Linked DNA regions of Mus musculus: region 2 is linked to region 1. The links are chromatin loops, found by intact Hi-C in ENCODE. Cell type or tissue: heart. All regions are shown on one strand.

What was found. Hi-C counts contacts between places; a loop is a spot of excess contacts. Peaks named below come from ENCODE experiments on the same cell type or tissue, not always from the same donor. Only the 100,000 strongest peaks of a DNase experiment are listed, where the experiment ranks them.
Region 2: it touches region 1 in a loop (2.3-fold over the local background); 3 of 42 quality-filtered maps call a loop at or near these places.

What each region holds. Positions count from the first base shown.
Region 1 is chr7:63,815,230-63,817,729 of GRCm38, forward strand. No RefSeq gene overlaps it. Among named protein-coding and RNA genes, the nearest start is that of Gm39023, 36 kb to the right of the region's middle. In heart, no CTCF peak of the experiment used is centred here; a DNase peak (open chromatin) is centred at 952; H3K27ac peaks cover 864 bases.
Region 2 is chr7:63,883,751-63,886,250 of GRCm38, forward strand. No RefSeq gene overlaps it. Among named protein-coding and RNA genes, the nearest start is that of Gm32345, 8.0 kb to the left of the region's middle. In heart, a CTCF peak has its summit at 1,214 (motif pointing left); a DNase peak (open chromatin) is centred at 1,501.

The DNA of each region.
Region 1 (2,500 bases):
CAGACAATCTGTAATTCTGTGGGATGGGTGTTGGCTCATGCTAATGATATCAAGTGTACACACACACACACACACACACACACACACACACACACACACACGTGTGCGCACTCACTCAAAAATCACCATACATGAAAAATGTGTGAAGTACAATTAATGTGTTGATTGTCGCCGGGCACGGTGGCATATGCCTTTAATCCCAGCAGTCGGGAGGCAGAGGCAGGTGGATTTCGGAGTTTGAGGCCACCCTGGTCTACAAAGTGAGTTCCAGGACAGCCAGGGCTCTACAGAAAAACCCTATCTTGAAAAATACCCCCCGCCAAAAAATTCTGCTGATTGTCTACCTCCAGCGTAGCCGCACGCACTGCACAGCGATGACTGACTGTTTCCTCTACTGGTCTCTAGTTCTTAGATGTGTCAGCTCAAAGCCGGGGCCCAGCATCATGAAAAGGGATTGTAGTATATACCACTAGCCTGAGAAAAAGTCCAAACTCACTATTCAGTGTATGGTTTCTATTGAATACACACCAATTTCACACTATGGCTTAGTCAAAAAGTCCTGTCAGGCCACTGGCATGTGTATGTACAGACATCTACAGGGACAGACAAACGTGCACACATGCCAACGGAAAGTCATCACCTGTAGGCTGAATACAGATTTTTCTTGAAACTTGTATCATCTTGTAGACCATAACACGTAGTGTGTGTGTGTGTGTGTGTGTGTGTGTGTGTGTGTGTTTATATATGCACATATGTGTATAGGTTTTCCAGGTAACTTGTATTACTTCTGGTGCGTCCGCTGCTGAGCAGCCCTGTTCACTCCAAGAGAAAGAAAATGTTAATAAACCGAAAGCGCCCTGGCTTCTCAGGAAATAAGCTGGCAGGATTTTTAGTAAGAGCAGGATCTGAGCCAGTGTTGAAGGGCCTATGAACTGACTGCCGGAAGGGCTCAGGCGTGGGAGGCAGGAAGTCAGTCTAGCCTCTCTGCCTTTGACGCCCTAAGCAGTTTGGCCTTCTTAAGCAGTTAGTTACCTGTAAAATAATCAGAGCCAGCTCCTGTGACCTGTCTGTGATGAAACTGCCTCATACGAGGATCCAGACGTGACGCCAGGGCTCTTCCTCACTCTCACAGTCAAAAGCTTTCACCTTACACACTAGCCCAAGCTGTTCCCACAACCCTGTGACAAAGTCCCTTTAGCAGCAGCCCCATTCTTGTGCCCTACAACACACCAAAGGACTACCACAGACAAAAACCTTGAAACAAAAAAACACCAGGGCTGAGCCCACCCCCTTAGCATGTATAAGATACACACAGGAAGGAAGTGGCTGGCTGATTCAAGGAGGCAGGGCTACAATGTCTCCAGGAAGGAATATTTTCCAACCAGTTCACCCTGCCTGTGGTTTTGAACAAGATTTCAGACATAGCTCTAGCCAGTCCCCAGCCCCCTGCTGTGTCGCTCCTGGACCCTCCACCAACATGGGCAGCAGCTGCTGTCTAGACACAGCAACAAGGGTGGGTGCCCATGCAGGAAGTCATCCAGCAGGCTGCTCTGCTCAATGGTCTTGGAGTTGGAAGCAAGCAAGAGAGGCACAAGCTGCTTGTGGTGGGAGCAGGAAGGGCCAGGCCCTGCCTGGTGGGCAGGGAAGAGGACATTCCCCCCTGCCTCTTGCTGGGTACTCCCGGAGATGACTCATCAGCAAACCTGTTTTTGGTTTCTGCTCATAACTAGCTCCAGGTCTCAGCAGATCCAGCTCTGAGCTCCAGGGTCTCTCCAAACAGGACCCTCCCTGGATTGGAAGTTTCTTCTCTGTGTCTGTGACTGGGAGGGCTTACAGGAAGGATCCAGTTCTGAGCTCTTCCATCCCCTGCCCTTCTGTGTCCAAAGCTTCCCCTCTGTTAAAGCTCTTGTTGCAGGGTAGGCAAGAACACTGGGGCACTTCCCACTCTGCCATGGACACTGGCACTCTGTCCTTCCTCCCTGTCCTCTGCTCACGTCCTATCTGGTGTCAGCTTTAGCAACTTTCTGGACTCTCCAGATGGAAAGTCCCTCTTTCTTACTGCCTCTAATCTGACACCATAACCAATGGCAACTATGTATCCAGCCATGTGAGTCCAACTGAGTCACTTCAACTTGCTGAGCTTCAGTTCTACATCTGTAGGGTAGGCATGTTGAGAGATGCCAACAGAGATGAAGCAACCATTGTGAAGCAAGGAGCTGAGCACCTAGAGCTGGTCCAGGACCCTGGTAGACACTAACACCAGGGCAGAGGGTGCTGAGTGATCTTTTTTCCAGGCAGTGGCCACTCCCCCCCTTCAATCAGATTAGCCAGTTCCCCCACATCTCCACCCACAGTCTTGCCTGCATATGGTAGGTCTGACATGTAGTTGAGGGCCAGCAGACTCCACGTAGAGGAAGGCAGCCAAAACCCCAGAAGAGCCAACAACCTCTCCCATAGAGAAGAACAGATAGAGAGCAGATGGAGCCTTTACTGTTAGGGG
Region 2 (2,500 bases), 69 kb after region 1:
AGAGTTGGGTCTTTACACACTGCTTTGCATGTAAGACCCGAGGAGTGTTGCTCACAGTAAATGTTCTATCATGGCGCTTATGAGATTTGATTGGAGAGACTGAGCCCTTCTGTGTGTCCTCGGCACAAATCACATGCCTAACTTGTCATTTAAGGTCTTCAGCAGGTGAATGGCTAGCAGGCTACAAGGAGTGTTTCCAAGGGTCTGCATGAACATGCCCTGTGAATCACCTAAAGCAGGCAGCCCACCCTGCGCATGGTAAGTGGTTCTTCTAGAACACAAAGCTTTCTCCATGGTGTCCCGGCCAAGCAGTGTCTTACCATTTGTTTGAGTGTCTCAAGCATTGGGGTGCTCACAGTCTGTAGGCTGTTTCCAAGGGTGGTACTGTGGTTTGGATTTGGTTCCTTCCCAACAGAAAGGCATGGGGGGAGTTAAACCATTGTGAGGGGTAAAAGAGGCAGAAGCTTAATCCCACTGTGATGTTTATTTAGAGCAAGGTATTTGGTTAGGAGTGAAGTCCCTATGACTGATTCATAAAAAGAGAATCCAGAGGTGATACATGCAATGCACACCCGTGCCTCTCTCTATGTGCTGTCTTGCTACTCTGCTGGGAGGAAGGCAATCAGACGTGAGCAACAGACCTTGTGTCTGTAAAAGACTGAGCCAAAAGAAACCTCTGCTCATTATAACCAACCCTGTGACACCACATCCCTGAAAGCAGCAGACAGACAAGGACACATGATAAGTCCATCCTTAAAGAGGCAGATGTGGCTTGTGAACCAGTCTCTGCTCTCTAGGATGATGGAAGCCTGACACACTCACTCCCATTTGACAGCACACCTCCCCTGGCCTGGACACAGCCAGATACAGTGCTCCATCAAATTGCCACCAACTGCAGAGGGGCCTTTCTTCACCCTGTCACAGGGCGACCCAAGGATGTGCTGTTTGGATATCACACATACTAATGAATCCCACTTCCAAGTATCAGTAAAAGCTGACACTTGCTTCTTAGAGGATGTATTGTTTCTTTTCCACTACTGGGGGCCCCCTCAAGGTCTCTGGGGCAGTCAATGCAGCTTCCGTCTTAGAAAGAGCTCTCAGGGGGCTGGTGAGATGGCTCAGCGGTTAAGAGCACCAACTGTTCTTCCGAAGGTCTTGAGCTCAAATCCCAGCAACCATATGGTGGCTCACAACCATCCATAACAAGATCTGATGCCCTCTTCTGGAGTGACTTAAGACAGCTACAGTGTACTCACATATATTAAAATAAAATAAATAAATCTTTAAAAAAAAAAAAAAGAGCTCTCAGCGGTGATGTCATGAGTGGCAGGCCCTTCTTTTTCCTGTCAGTATTTTTAAAGCCTCCGGGACCCTTTCCCTACACAACTGTTTATGGAAACAGACCCACCCTATGGTTACTGCTGTCTTCGGAAGTTCCTACACAATACGGGAACATTTGCAGAGGAGGTGAACTACACTGTCCCGGGGCAAGACTCCAACTGAGAACCGGCCGCAAGTATCCTGTGCCAACACATACCTCAGGATGATATGTTTATAGCTATTAACATGTTTGGGTGCTTTCAGCACACACACCTCTCCTAATCTTAGGAAACAGTGTCTGTGTAGCTTCAGCCAATCCCAACATCAACTGAAATGCCTTCCTTTATTAGTGTTTAGAATTTCTTACAGACGCAGACTGAAACGGCTTACAGCATGGGCACCACTGTGTCTTCTTGGATCAAAAGGTGGATATGGCCACAACTGTTCTTCTCCCTGCCGCCACCAACTCTGTCCACCAGCTACCGTGGATACAGACCGTGGGGGACAGACCCAGTCACACACCTGACCCTGCTGGCTGTTGTTTTCCACTTCTGGCATCCAGGAGCAGCCACAGACATAAATTTGGCCTCTGGTGTTGACCAGATCTCTTGCCTCTTCCCTAGGCAGTGAATTTTGGCCTCCAACCAACCGTATAACTTCTGTGGCTAGGAATAGACATTTTCTAGAAGCCTAGACAAAGGGTAGCTGTATCCAGGGAGAGTGCTATAGCTTGAGTTGGAAGCATCTTCCAGGTGTCCGTGTGGTAATATTGGTAGATGAAGTCTTTGGGTCTAAGTCTAAGGGTCATGATACTGTGCCCATCAAGGGCACAGTGGGTACCTGGCTCCCTCTCTTCTACCTCATGGAAAAAGGTAAGTGGCACTGCCCCTCCTACTCCCTCTTGGTACGACATGCTGCCTTATCAGAGTAAAGGAACTAACTGGCTATGGTTGACCCTATGACACCATGAGCCAAAAGACTCATGTGCATCCCTTTCTAAACTGAGTTGATTTTACTATTTGTTATAGTGACATGTAACATAAAGGAAGGCTGAAGGAAGCTTATAACCTCTGGAGACATGGGCATCATATCCTCCCATTGACCTTTAGTTAATGGGCTCAAAGAAGCCCCACAAGACAAGACAGAATACCCAAAAGAGAAGTCACCCTTGTTCAAAGCC